Regions from separate parts of the Homo sapiens genome. Here region 1 is linked to region 2. A link is a contact called in ENCODE Hi-C data. All regions are on one chromosome and are shown on one strand. The core of a region is the stretch at or near the end of the contact, and the rest is flanking DNA. Distances in the headings are between cores, read along the strand shown.

Evidence for each region. A loop is a pair of places that touch in the nucleus more often than their neighbours do. Pooled maps may share reads with other maps.
Region 1: a map of CD4-positive, alpha-beta T cell shows a loop between it and region 2 (3-fold over the local background). The contact joins two enhancer-like sites. A Hi-C loop is called at or near these places in 2 of 168 maps with a recorded cell type or tissue (CD4-positive, alpha-beta T cell and naive thymus-derived CD4-positive, alpha-beta T cell) and 6 of 50 pooled maps.

The regions. Positions count from the first base shown.
Region 1 is chr13:30,568,343-30,575,382 of GRCh38, reverse strand. It overlaps a transcript of HMGB1 not described here. Among named protein-coding and RNA genes, the nearest start is that of USPL1, 46 kb to the left of the region's middle. RefSeq lists a silencer at 5,197-5,491. Within about 2 kb of position 5,263, at least 12 of the 41 ENCODE cell types and tissues checked have a DNase peak (open chromatin) inside an H3K27ac peak, as active enhancers do.
Region 2 is chr13:29,510,794-29,518,636 of GRCh38, reverse strand. It overlaps SLC7A1 (solute carrier family 7 member 1), which reads left to right. Exons shown (of 13, transcript NM_003045.5): 10 at 847-1,064; 11 at 1,327-1,493; 12 at 2,391-2,499; 13 at 4,054-7,843. The coding sequence ends at 4,157. Among named protein-coding and RNA genes, the nearest start is that of MTUS2-AS1, 27 kb to the right of the region's middle. Within about 2 kb of position 6,501, at least 2 of the 41 ENCODE cell types and tissues checked have a DNase peak (open chromatin) inside an H3K27ac peak, as active enhancers do.

The sequences.
Region 1 (7,040 bases), core at 4,014-6,513, 1.1 Mb before region 2:
GTCATATGAACCTTTAGACTCACAAATATTTTAATGGGGTCAGCGTAGTCAATAGGGCCAGTACATCCTCATCAGTACTTACTGAAAATATGAGCTGACTTCGAGCTGTATTTCTCACTTTCAAATTTTAAAAAACACAAACTGAAGCAAGTTTAACCACCATCATGGTTTGTATGTTAATTGCTTTCTTGTTTTTACTAACTACATAAGCATGAACTTAATATAAAAGGCTACTATTTTTTCATTTTATAACTTTATGGCATGAAAATGTATACGCTGACACTTAAAATAATAAACATATGCACACCATGCAGATACTTTTACTCGGAGTTTATATTTTTGGTAGATTTTAATATATCAATTAAGATAAAATTATACAGAATAACTGATTCCCCAACAGACACATCTTTAGTACGAGGCCATTAATAGAATTTTTATGTAGTATATGCATATTACAAAGAGTACATTGTATGGAAAATAAACCAAGCTAGATTCCTGGATTCCTAGCATGGTTTATTTAATGCAAGTATTAAATTAAAAAGTCTGGTTAGCATGCAGTTAGCATCATAAAAAGAATTTCCACATATGACTATAGTAGTATACATTTCTGCAGTAAGGACAGCCCTCTACAAAATTATGAAGTATGTAGGTATCTTGGCACAACCCATAACATTTTTTATTCCAAATATGAGAATTCTTACCACTGAAGGCATTTCATGAAAAGTTGGATCCATAATTCTCCACTAGTCAAGACTTTCAGTAGAATGAGCACCTTATTACATTCATCTTTATTTTCCTATTTCCTAGCAGGGTCATGGAAATTAGCATATTCTCAATGAAAGTTGATAAATGAATGCATTCTGCTAAAAGTAAACATTGAGAAGAAATTTTTACCGTCGATTATGTTGCCATAGTGCTATTATCACAAGAGAATTCATTTAGCAACCATTTATTGAACATCATCTATGGTAGACAGTGTGTTAGCACTAGGAATACAGAACTTAATAAGATGAGCCTTCCAGCAGTGGGATTGGGCAACAGTGGATGCAAGAGGCAAAAGAACTTCAAACAGTTGTGATAAAGAGGAAAGATAGTAATGCTATCAGAGAAATATCTACAAACAAAATAGTGTTATGCTATTAGAAAAATACAGAGTGCTGTGGGAGCCCAGAAGAGAAATTAATTCCAGTTGGACGTAGGAGTGTTTGTCAGGATTTCATATGGGAAGTGGCTTTTGAGTTAAACTTTGAATATCTCACTGGCATCTTGGGCATCTCAAATCCACTGGGTCTATACTTGTGTTCATCATTTATTCATCATTTTCCCCTTCCACCCATTCATCCCCAGCTTGCATGTCTGATAGTCTTGAACATGATTATTGATATTGCCGTTCACTGCTGGGTCCTTCCTTTTAGAAAATGCTAGATTAGGCCGGGTGCGGTGGCTCACGCCTGTAATCCCAGCACTTTGGGAGGCTGAGTTGGGTAGATCACTTGAGACCAGGAGTTCCAGATCAGCCACGGCAACCTGGTGAAACCTCGTCTCTGCAAAAAATACCAAAAAAATTAGCTGGACGTGTTGGCGCATGCCTGTAGTCCCTGCTACTTGGGAGGCCGAGGTGGGAGGATCACCTAAGCCCATAAAGTTGAGGCTGCAGTGAGCCATGATCGTGCCATTGCACTCCCACCTGGGTGGCACAGTGAGACCCTTTCTCCAAAAAAAAAAAAAAAAAGAAAATGCTAGATTCATTTGACTCCTTTTCTTTCCTCTCCAGTATTTATTTGGTCACTTTAGTTATGTGAAGTTTTGAATAATTTCCAATTTTTTACAAATTATATGGTTTGTATGTAATGAAAAGCTTATCAAAAATGTTTCAGTTTATCAGTCTACTAATCAAATATTTTTAAACTTTTAAAATTATACACAGAAATGTGGTCCTATTTTGAAACAATTCTCTCATTTTTTTCACATTAAAAAGTTCAATTCTGATTTCTAAAAATCAGAAAATCATAAAGAATTTATTATGGAGAAGCTATCCTGGTGTACAATTATGACAGTATTTTTATTTTAAATGATACTGTCCTTCTAAGAATGTGTTTCTGTCAATTTGTCCTTATCTCTACAGAACCCTGAAATTGTAGCACTACTGTAGTGTTTCTAGAGAGTAATACGTTTCTGCTGCCATTTGGAGGAGCCTGCATCACAGAGTAATGAGTTGAGTCTGACTTACAAAGATGCCTCCTTTGCAATTCAGACCCCCCAGAAGAATTTGCAGTCAAATTCCTATAATTAATGAGTTGTGTCTTCTAGATTCCTTTAAGTACTACATCTAATGGAAGTTACAATTATAACTTAATTATTTTAAATAGTAGAGATTCTGATGGTGTGCTTACACCACTGAAACAAAAGATATTCTGAAAACTGAAAGTGAAACTGTCAGCCCTTGGCATCTGTAGTTAACAAACTACTCAAGAGTTTTGTTGCTAGATATCTAGATAATTGTGAGAATAAGCCAAGAGTGTGGGAGGCTTGCTTTGCTCTTCAGATGAAATGGCTTAAGTTTTGCCAAAATCCCTGAAGGGTAATCACGGTCTCTTTTAATCCCAAGTTTCAGATAATACCCACAAATAACTTATTCTTTAGAGTGGTCTTTGGAATTAGAGAAAGCAGAAATGTATTAAAATGTATTTCATTCACTTTGTTCCTGATCCTTACACCAGGGTCAACGGAGTCACTAAGAATTAGCAAAGTTCATTGGTAAGAGATTTACCCTTCTGATATCTTGCTCTGGTGAAATACTAGAAAAATGTCTTAAGAAGTAAAAGGCAGATGTGAGAGTTAAAGGAAATTTCAGTTAATTAGCAGAGTTGCATTAAAATAATCTTACCATGGATCATGAAGTCTTGAATTCTAAATTTGCCTTTGCTGGTATAATCCTAATTAGATATTTTACTTAATTTTTGAAATTTCATAATAAATAACCCAGCTTCTATCAACAAAATGAAGACTTTGCATTTAGAATTGCCTTCAAAATGCAATCAATTCCAATGTCATTACAAAATGTAACTGAACGGTCTCTGAGAGCTAAGTTGAACACTTTATCTCTGAGATGTCGTTGCATTCTATTGCAGTTATTTTCTGACATGTGTGGGGGAAGAAAGGTATTTCCTACTTTGAGCATTTATCAACACACTTACCCTGATACCCATGAACAGTCCCACCTCTGCCTGGCATTGTTTTATACTTGCTGTTGTCACATTCATTCTTCAAGTTTTAACTCAAAGTCAGTTCTTTGAAGTCATGCTTACTCTCCCATCATGAACTTGCAAAATTAGGCCTGAAGCTATTTTATTTGCTCCCAAGTAATATCTGCTATTCAGGTATATATCAACACAGAAATTGCCTCAGGTGTAGTCTCACAATGTAGACAACTGAGTTTATCATACACCAAATTTACTAAAAGCAAATATAAACATACTAATCCATTAAATTATTTTAATATATATACGAAACTCATTATAAGTGTAGGAACGTAAATATTATTATTATACTATAAAAATATAAAGTAATACTTCTAAAATACATATACTCTTCATTTGTTAATCTTCCTTAATCCTGAACTATTTTCATTTTCTGCTTAGGTAATCTTAGTTTTCTGTAGATTCAGATGGATTTAAATGTTTTTTGTAAACCTGCTTGTGGCTTCAAAACCACTAGGCACTATGCCAGCTATTAAAAGTAGATTTTTATTCTACAGCTTAATTGTCCATAATAAAACTTGGCCATTTAGGCTGGGTACGGTGGCTCACGCCTGTAATCCCAGCACTTTGGGAGGCTAAGGCGGGCAGATCACAAGGTCAGGAGTTCAAGACCAGCCTGGCCAGCATGGTGAAACCCCGTCTCTACTAAAAATAAAAAAAATTAGCCGGGCATGGTGGCACATGCCTGTAGTCCCAGCTACTTGGGAGGCTGAGGCAAGAGAATCACCTGAACCCGGGAGGCGGAGGTTGCAGTGAGCCAAGATTGCGCCACTGCACTCCAGCCTGGGCGAGAGAGCGAGACTCCATCTCGGAAAAAAAAAAAAAAAAAACCATTTTTTTGCTAATCCTGGAAGAGGACTTTCTCACACTCATATTACTTTTTTAAGTTGTCAAACTTTCTACATTGTTTCTTGTCTTACCAAAATCAAAATAAAACAATACAGAATAAAATGACTATATATATCACAAATTTTCTTGTGATTGTGCATTCCTAATCAGAATAAGATTTTTCTTCCACCTTCTAGCTACTCTTATTCTTTTAAATTTGAATTTATGAAAATATATGTAATGAATGCACACATTTATTCATGAGCCTGACTTTTGAACATGACTATTTTTAAAAGGCCTATGATACTATTTTTTGAGAATTGATTTATGTGAAAAATCTTACAAGAATATGAAAGTGAAAGCACATTAGGTAATATATTTAGAGAATTGCCTTTATTTAAGAAGAAGGAATTGCATGAAATTAGAACTCCCCCAGAAAATACAGAATATAGAACCATCATCTCTATGGAGTGTGGCCCTTATCTATTTAATGGTATCTTGGTAGAGTGCTTAACACAGGGGCACAAAAAGATGGCCATTTAATAATAGCTTTTAATAACCAGGAGATGAACTTCCTTTGATATGAAGAAGTAACCAACATTACGCTTTTATTCTCATTGTTCCTAAGGGTGTAGGAAGCAGAGCATTTAATACAGTGCTTAAACAAGAAAGCTGCACACAAAATCAGAAGTGTACCATGTAGAAAGATGATTTACAAAAGCTCAATTACATGAAGGATATGTAAGTAGACCCCTATGTGTCAGCGTGTGGATGCAAATTGATAAACACTTACTGAAATTGCTTGTCAGAAAGCTAAGCGATCATAAAGATGCAGAAGTTCAAAGTGAAAAAGTCATCTTAGACTAAGTAAAATGAGAATCCCGTTATGCATTAAGGCAGTTTTGCAATACCTAAAAGTTTTCACTAGCATTTGGAAAGTCATAAGTGAATTTTGTAGAGAATGAGAACTTGAATCATTATTACTTTCTTTCTTCTTTATTTTTAATAGAGAAAAGGTCTCGCTATGTTGACCAGGCTGGGCTTAAACTCCTGGCCTCAAGTGATCCACCCATCTTGGCCTTCCAAAGTGCTGGGAGTAACAGGCATGAGCCATTAGTGTACTTGTTTAAGCAGAGCGAGGCTTCCAGGCAATGCCTCAGACTTCTTTTTCCCTCCTACTCTCTCGTGAGTCATCAAAACCAGTGTGCTGTCCTTCACTTACAAAGAAATCGCTGTTGACCCATCAAGGGGGAATGCACTGGGTTTGTAATAATCTGTTCTGCTTTCTCTCGTCTTCCTCCTACCAAAGCCCATGCATTTACAAACTTCTAGGCAGGCTAGGGAACTGTTGCTGCTGGCTGTAGATCAGGATTGGCATCACCAGACCTAGAGATAAAATGCACGACCTCTAGCCTCATGAACACAAGCACTGATTCAGGTTATAAAGTATTTACATTTGATTTTGGTGTCTTAAAGCCTTCTTATTTACATTTTTTATCTAATCTTCCCACCTCTACAGTTTTCTGCTGCCTAGTAACTTATACTTCTGCTCTTTATCCATGAGAGCGCACTCTGGGAAAGGTGATATAGGAAAGAAGTTGATGTGATTAAGAGCAGGGGCTTTGGAAATCAGACTGAGTAGCTCGAGGCCTGGTTCTGCTACTTAGTAAATATGTCATCTCAGACAAGTGACGCACTTATGAACATTGTCTTCTCAGTGTTCTCATCTATAAAATGGGGATAATGCCTACCTCCCAGAATCCTGTAGAGGTTAAACAAGGTAATGTATTTAAGGTGCCTAGTACACTGCCTAGCATATACAAATGCATACTAGACAGCCAAAATGAAAAAGGAACTAGGCTTGTTTACACTAAGACTGGTGCATTTAACACAGGGATAATGTCTTAGCCCACAAAAATTCACTTTTTTGACAGGATATAAAGACATAATCTCTAGTTATGGAATGAGAAACAGTACACAGTTGGTGGAAAGAGGCCAAGTTTGAAATGGGCCTGTCCGAGCACTTTTATAATCATATAATTCATAGGTACATGCCTGTGTTGCTTAATGCAGAACTACAGACCTTTAACAACTTCTTTTTGCTACGTAAGACTTGGCTGTGTCCTAGGATGAAGGAGTCTAGCTCTGTCACCCAGGCTGGAGTGCAGTGGCATTCACTACAACCTCCACTTCCTGGGTTCAAGCGATTCTTCTGCCTCAGCCTCCTGAGTAACTGGGATTACAGATGCACACCACCATGCCCAACTAATTTTTATTTTTAATAGAGATGGGGTTTCACCATGTTGGCCTGGTTGGTCTCAAACTCCTGACCTCAAGTGATCTCCCCGCCTTAGCCTCCCAAAGTGCTGGGGTTATAGGTCTGAGCCACCACGCCTGGCCCTATTTTTATTTTTTTATACTGTGTATTAGAGTCCTAATACTGCCATTGCCATAACAAATGACACACAAACTTGGTGGCTTAAAACAACAGAAATTGATTCTTCACAGTCCTGGAGGCCAGAAGTTCTGGAGGCTGTGAGGGAGAAATCATCCCATGCATCTCTCCTGGCTTCTGGTTGTAGACAGTCCTTGGCATTCCTTGACTTGTAACTGCATCTATGCTTCCTGCTTCACAAGGCCCTCCCCTCTGTGTCTGTCTCACAGTTCCCTCTACCTTTCTTTTGTAAGGACAAATGTCATTGGATTTAGGGTCCATCCTAAATCAGGATGATCTTATCTCAAGATTCTTTATTACATTTACAAAGACCTTTTTTTCTTTTCTCCTGAGACAGGGAGTCTGACTCTGTCACCCAGGCTGGAGTGGGGTGACATGATCATAGCTCACTGCAGCCTTGAACTCCTTGGGCTTGAGCAGTCCTTCTGCCTCAGCCTCTCAAGTAGCTGGAACTTCAGGTGCATGCCACCACACCTAGCTAATTTTTTATTGCTTAT
Region 2 (7,843 bases), core at 5,252-7,751:
GCTAAGACTATTGGGGACCCCTTATTCCTCCCAAGGGGCCCAATGCTAGAATATTCTCTGAGGTCTCCCACTTTCTTAATTGACCGAGTGGGGTTGCACAAGTGAATCCATACAAAAATGGTTAATATCTTTATACTCCCTCTTAGAATTGATCATATGCAAAATAATTCATACAGAACTCTGTGTTTCAAAGCTGGTGGAAAAGATTTGCACTCTGTTCATTTCGGGTGGGAAGATAAGGCACCTCATTCAGAATGGATGCTCCACTAGCAGGTAGCTCATGTCTTGGAAATCACGCTGCAGGCTCGGCCCTCCAACAAGCCACATAGAATTATTTACCCTAAGGTACTTGGAGTTTTAAAATAAATTGATCCAATTAAGTCACACAAATAGAATTTCTCAAATCCATCTAGCCTGCAGCCACATTTCTCTGGCTCTCTGTGCCAAATAGGATCCTGGCATTACTGCTTCCTATTTCTCTCCTTCCCTTTTGCTCCCTACAGCAGTAATTTTGTGGGAAGTGGCCTAGTATCTTTAGCATCTGAGGGCCGCTGCCACTTCTCAGAGCAAGAGAGATCCTCTCAGGGTATTCCTCTGGGCTGCTCATGGTGGAGGTCATGTCGCCCCGAAGGAGAGACCATGGAGGATGTTCCCCAGAAGCAACAGCGGGAGGTGGTGTTCCCGGTCTCTCCTCGTCTATCTACAATGCAGCATTTGACTATATCCTTCCCATTTTATACCTTGTGTCCCGGGCAGCTCACTTTGGAGGCTTATTGAGAACTTGAGTTGGTGCACGTCATTTTGCTTGAAGCAGATGTGGCGGTCACGCAATGCCTTTCTTCCCAGGTACCAGCCAGAGCAGCCTAACCTGGTATACCAGATGGCCAGTACTTCCGACGAGTTAGATCCAGCAGACCAAAATGAATTGGCAAGCACCAATGATTCCCAGCTGGGCTTTTTACCAGAGGCAGAGATGTTCTCTTTGAAAACCATACTCTCACCCAAAAACATGGAGCCTTCCAAAATCTCTGGGCTAATTGTGAACATTTCAACCAGCCTCATAGGTAAGAGCTAGCCCTTCCCTGGGGCCTTGCTTGTTGGCATTGCATGGTTTCTAGGCAGTGGAGCTGGAGTTGGGGGAAGGTGCCAGAGAAGATGAGCATCTGTCTTGCTCCTGGACTGGGACATAGTTACTCTGTGTTAACTGTAGTTGTGCCTTCGGAAATGGAGCCTCTCTCTCCACAAGTTTAGGGGAGAACAGTGGATGCCTGTGGGAAATTGGGAAATGGTTGAGTTGCAGCTTGCTGTCTTTTCCTTCCCCCTTAGCTGTTCTCATCATCACCTTCTGCATTGTGACCGTGCTTGGAAGGGAGGCTCTCACCAAAGGGGCGCTGTGGGCAGTCTTTCTGCTCGCAGGGTCTGCCCTCCTCTGTGCCGTGGTCACGGGCGTCATCTGGAGGCAGCCCGAGAGCAAGACCAAGCTCTCATTTAAGGTGAGCAGCTCGGCCTAGGGAAGGAACCCTGGTACACAGACCCTGGCCCTCCTGATGCCTGGCCAGCCCTGCGTGGGCTCAGCCGGGCCTGGGTGCTCCCGAGGAAGGTTTTTGCTAGCCAGCTTCAGGTAAGATGGGGCAGGGGTCCTGAAGGCACAGAGAGGACCAGACCCTGGAAGGAGGCAGCAGCCCTTCTCCCCTGGACGTTTCCCTGAGTAGTCAAGGGCAGGCTGACACCTTCCTGCATGACACAGGCCAAGAGAGACCTCGCCAGTCCCTGGATATTCGGCATCTATTTCTGAATTCTCTGGAAAATAAATGTCCCTTGTGATCAGTGTTTTATGAAATGTGCTGCCTCTTCCCCAGACAGTATCAAGGGTGCTGCTCATGAAGCCACTTGCCCCTAAGTTTATACATAATAGCAGACCCAGTGGAGCAGTCCCTCCGGGGTGGTGGGATGCTTCTCGTAAATGTCTGCTCAAGTTGATGCATGAGTTTTCCAAGCCTTGGAGACGGGCAAGGCTTCTGCATTTTTAGATTACACAAATAATAAAAAAGGTTGTTGACCTTAGAGGTAAAGTGGAGGTCCGTCTTCTAGTCCTTTCTTTAGCAGGAGAATCGCAACAGAGAAAAATGAGAATGGAGTTCATTTGGCCATTCAGAGCTTAGAATCAAATCCCCACCTACTAAGATGTACCCTTGGGTGTGTTTGTGTGTGTGTTTGGGTGCGGGCTGTGTGTGGGGTGTGGGAGTGGGGGTGGGCACTCCCTCTCTCTTCCCCACACTCGCCCGACGGTCCCTGTCACTCTCAGTTGTGCTGCCTTTACTAGACAGTTTTACTGAACTATTGGAACCGGCGCCACTGCCATGGATTGAAGCCACCTCCTGTCTCTTCAGGTTCCCTTCCTGCCAGTGCTCCCCATCCTGAGCATCTTCGTGAACGTCTATCTCATGATGCAGCTGGACCAGGGCACCTGGGTCCGGTTTGCTGTGTGGATGCTGATAGGTATGTGATGCTGCTGCCAGCACGTCCAAGATCCTGGCTTCCCCTGGGGGTCTCCCTTGTTTCAGATTTCATAACAGAATGACGCACATCCAGTCAGCAGCTTTCTCGAAGATAATGCTGAATCCCTGGTAGGCTGTGAGTCCTCTCCTCCCTGTTAGATACTTTTTGTTTCCATTGCTTCTTGTCCAAACTATTTATTCTTTTGGGCAAGACCTTGATATTAACAGGAACAAGGTGATGAGTCTGCTGCAGATAAGGTACCAGTTATTTTCACCCCAGACAGGAAAGTCTGGCCTGTGCCTCCTGGCCCCCTGGCCTGCCCAGCACCAAATTGGTACGGGCACTAGGCCCAGGCAGGGTGGATGTCATGGGCTCCTCTGTGATTGCGTCTTCTCTGTGGAGGGAGAGTGCTTTGGAGCCTATGGGAGATGCCACTAGGGTGGGGAGCTTCCACATGAGATAGATCACCAGGGGTGGGTGCAGCCTGTAGTCCCACGCCTCTGGGCATCTCACCCCAGGGGCTGGAGGGGAGGATCTCATTTCCTTCCCCTCAGCATCTGAGTCATAGTGCTGATAGCCAGGAAAGTGGCCCTGGCCATTGCCCCTCAGGACCATGTCCCTACAGCCTCGCAGCCCTGAGTTTGCATGCTACGGGCAGATGGCTGCTGCCTCATCTCCCAGGGCCCTCGAGGGGTGCTTTTCCTCCAGGAAATACTTTGCGGCCCACTGTCTGCTGGCAGCCGGGTGGGTCCTCATTCCCTGCAAAGTCCAGCCTGTTAGACAGACGTCTCCTAGAGCCTTTCTGAGAAAAAGCTGCTCACAGCTCACTGGCCACTTCCTCCAGGCCTGGTGAAGGCAGAGGGGCGCCTCTTCCCAGCATCCCTGTCAAAGTCCCTGTGTGCAGGAGCCTGAGCTCCTTTCCTGGGCTGTGGGTGGCTGAGTCCTTGCTTTAAGGCCTGTTTTCCTGTGTCAGCCACACAAGGTGGCCCCAGCCCCTGGGCAGGTGGTAAGAAGCATAGGTCCTGGACCCACCCTGGAGTCCCGTGTGCAGGAACAGGCTGTGGACTCCTATGTGAAGTCCATTCCTGGGGCTCAGTGTCTCCTGCAGTCTGACGCTCAGTTATGTGGAGAAATGGGCAGTGGGACTGTCCAGGCTGAGAGCCTGGAGACCTCCAGCACCTGCGGGAAACCCCATCTCCATAGTGCACATTCTCGATACTCTCGTGGCCTCCGGGGGCATCAGGGGGCTAAGCTGAAGGACCCGATGGCCTCTGGTGGCCCTGGCCCAGCTGCTCTGTCTGCTCAGGAAACACCGCAGCATAAGGCCGTCCAGAGGAACGTAGGGCTTTGCCAGATGTCGAAGCAGACAGTGGCCTTCGTGTGGCAGCTGCTCCAGATGTGGAAAGGTCACAGGGGCCGCTGGCTGCGGGCTCATGCCAGGCAGGGGCAGGCCGCCTGAGAGGGTTTGCTGTGGGACCGCCCTGGGCTCTGAGCCCTGCCTGCGGTGGTGCAACCGGCGGTCTGTTCACGCCCGTCTCTGCTGTCGGCCCGCAGGCTTCATCATCTACTTTGGCTATGGCCTGTGGCACAGCGAGGAGGCGTCCCTGGATGCCGACCAAGCAAGGACTCCTGACGGCAACTTGGACCAGTGCAAGTGACGCACAGCCCCGCCCCCCGGAGGTGGCAGCAGCCCCGAGGGACGCCCCCAGAGGACCGGGAGGCACCCCACCCTCCCCACCAGTGCAACAGAAACCACCTGCGTCCACACCCTCACTGCAGCCAAAGGTGCAATTACTTGACCTGCAGCCCCAGCCCACCCTCGGCTCTGCAGCCGGTTCTCCGGGCCCTGGTCACCTCCAGACAGCTGCCTGGCCGGGGCCACTAGGCTGCGGCTGGCCACTGTGTCTCCTCACTTCTCTGAACAAAGCAGTTCCTCCCCTACCAGCTCAGCCCCGAGCTGCCGCAGCCTCAGGCAGAACGGAGGTCACCTTCTCTCCTTATCTTGGGAACCAGGCCTTCCTCCCGGGGACTGTTCTGGGATTGAAATTGTGCATACTCCAAACTTTCGCAGCCATCTTCCCGCTCAGCCCCAGACACCCAGCAATCAAGCCAGATGAGTACCACAAAACAGTGTGTCCCCAGCAGCTCCCCACCCCAGAGCCAAATGACAGTAGTGCACTTAAAAAGGAAAATCAGGCCTGTTGTCCTTCTCCGGTTGCATTCAGATGGGTCATTAGGGCCGGACCCTGCCTGCCCCTTGGCTTCTCAGGGCTTTGCTCTGACACCATGACAGCTGCCCGGGGCTGAGGGCAGCTGGCTCCACTCAAATGAGGAAGAAGGGATCACTCCCATTAGGGCCTGCTTTGCTTATGCATGTGTGTGCACATGCATGTAAACCAGGGACCTTCAGCTCACGGCCTCCAGGCCTGGGCCAGTTCTTGCTGCTCCTGCCGTCTCCCCCGACTGGCTGTGTCCTGAGTAACTGGAACATGAGACAGTATCTGCAGGACTGGCCCCATGGTGGCCGAGTCAGAAGTCTGTTTCCTGTGAGTCGCCACCGTTCACTCAGTCTTGCCCTCCCATGCTTTGGAGCCAGTCTGGTGGCTCCTGTAAGGTTCTCAAGGCTGGTGGCAGCTCAGTCTGGGGTCAGGACATGTCGGGGTCATGCGTTTCTGGCCCTGACATAAGCTGTCTGGCCTCTCTGTGACATGATGAAATTGAAATCAATCCACAGTCCATGAAATTGTGACACTCCACCAGATTAAGTTAGGGCATAACATTAACTTGGAAATGGCCATGTCATCACCCCTGCGGCTGTCCTATAGCTGAGATGCGTGGGTCGCAGGGGAGGTGATTTCTAGGCATATTGCTGTCCCTTTTGTGTATCTGTCATCCGGATGCTTCGGACCCCACGCCTCTGCAAGTGGGAGAGACCCGAGCATCCTCCCCACCCCCATAGCTCCAGTGCACGCCACCCCCGTCTTGCCTGGGTCGGGGCCTGCGGCCAGCACCATTTCACACACACTCCTTGTAGATGGGAGCCAGAGGAAACCTGAACGTGGGTGGAGCGTTCCACTGAGTCTACTTCAGGAGACAGAAGGCCCATGCTGATGGGGGAGGAGGAGGGATGTGGGCATTTTGGACACCAGGGGAAATGGAAATGCTGCTTTCAAAACTTAGTTTCCTTTCCATTTCTTCCTAGTCTGGCCTTTGACACAAATCTGGTAGAAAGAAGCCTGATAAATTGAGGGCACTTGTACCCTCCCTGTGCCCCCAGAAGGTTCTTGGAGAGAAGTGCAAGAATTTGTGAACACGGCGGTGGAGGGCGGGTGGATGGCCATGGGCTGAGCCTCCGTATCAGGCCTGCTCACCTTGCTGGGAGCTTTATTCTGATCTCATTTTGAATGTTCCAGAGGGAGCATCATAAGAGCCCAGAGCTCCGATTTCCAAAGAGTGATATTGACATTTATGGAGATTGGTGTTGTAACATATTTTGATAAATACTAACTTATTTTGTTGGGGTTTTGGTTGTCTCTTGTCTTAGGACCTGGTAGTTATTTGCTTGATTTTTTTTTCCGTTATTTTCTACATAGGCAAAGAGAATTCGAGGGATAGACAGTCTCCAAGAAAAGTGAAGTGGTGGGAGAGAATTGCTTTTTTCTTTTTTTTCTTTTCTCTAGTTTTTCTTTCTGGCTGAGATTTCCGTGCAAGACAGCACCCAATAGACTATTTAGAGTTGACATTTGACATTTTAATGGGCGCCATGGCTCATTTTGTAGATTGAGAAGGTGCGTCTCCCCTGCTCCAAGTCTCATCATGACAGCGTGCTGACAGCTGGGAGTCTGTGGCCTTCCTCACGCAGAGGCCTTAAAGCTGGACACAGAAGCACGCCTAGGCTGGGCAGGGATGGGACCCATGCCCCCTCCTTAGAGGACGGGCTTCCTGGTTAGGAAAGGACACGTGGGGGTGCCTTGCATAATAGTTCACTGGTCACCGTGCTTTTATGAGTAGTGTTTTTGTGCACTTGCCAGGGGTTTTCTCTCTGTGTGAGAGGGGAGTGATTTAAGCAATGGTGTCTGGAGTAAGCCTTACAATTTTAATAGACTTTTTCTTATCATATCCCTCATTTCTTTCCCTGAAATAAAAATACACACAAGCAAAAAAAAAATGATAGTTTCACATCTCTTAGTTCCCTTGCCCAAACAAGAATATTCTTAGTTCCACTGGCCAGGATTTTCCTACATAGTCAGAACTTACACATTACTAGAGGCACACCCACCAAGGAGTATTGTGTCTACTTTTATCTGTGCACCAGCCACAAATACCCACATTGGAAAGACCCATTTGTGATGGGTAAACATCCCTTCCTGTCTCCCACAACCCCTGTGACTGCCCTGCATGTGTTCATGACCTCCGAAGGCCCAAATTCATGAAGCAGCAAACCCAGCAGATCTCCACCCCCCTGCCTCAGGACCTCTGCTGAAGAGGGGGATGAAGTGGGTCTCCAGGGAGGCAGTGGGGGCCTTGTTGGCAGCTGGCTCGGGAGCCGGCTTACAGGAGGGCAGCTCTGCAGTTGGGAGGGGCACCGTCCGGAGGAGACCAGGCCTCTACACACCCCCCACTCTACTTATCATCCCTGCTCACACACCCTTGTCCAAGGCTTTATGCATCGGATTTATTTTTCCAAATCAAGAGGACAGTGATAGATGCATTTTCCCCAGGCTGTCTCAGAAAGGTCGCTAAATGTATACTGTTGTCAGAATTGCTGAGATCTCCCCCCACTTTTGGTTTTTGCAGCAGTAAAAACTCTTTCCACTGTGACTTATTTTCTCTCTCAGGCAGCCAGCCACCTGGTCCCTTGTGCTGACTCTAGCACAGTGGCCAGGATCCAATACGAGTCCAGGGGTGACCGCAGGATGGTGGGGGCAGCGGGCTTCTCCACCTACCCCAGCCACCAAGGCCCTGACGCACTGCCTCCTGCACCTTCAGCACATCCCTGTGCACAGCTGGAAGGGTGCATGGCCCGCTCACCTTTGTTCAGATGGGTGGAAACGCTGATGATACCAGCTCCTCCCTGCCGTGCCCCTGCCACGGAGCAGGCATTGTGAACTGGCTGGTGTTTGCAGTCCCACGTGGCATGGCCTCCAGCCCAACCCACAGTGGAGACTGGAGACAGGGCAATGAGTCTGGTGGGGGGCACGTGGACATGCCCCATAGGGGCCCCACCCAGACTTAACAGGCAAGGTCCTGGGCATTGCGCGACGCAGGACTCAATGCTAAAGCAAGCCTGCCTGGCTCTGTGCCAGGGCCCCTCTTCTGATTCACACATCCCATTTTTACACAG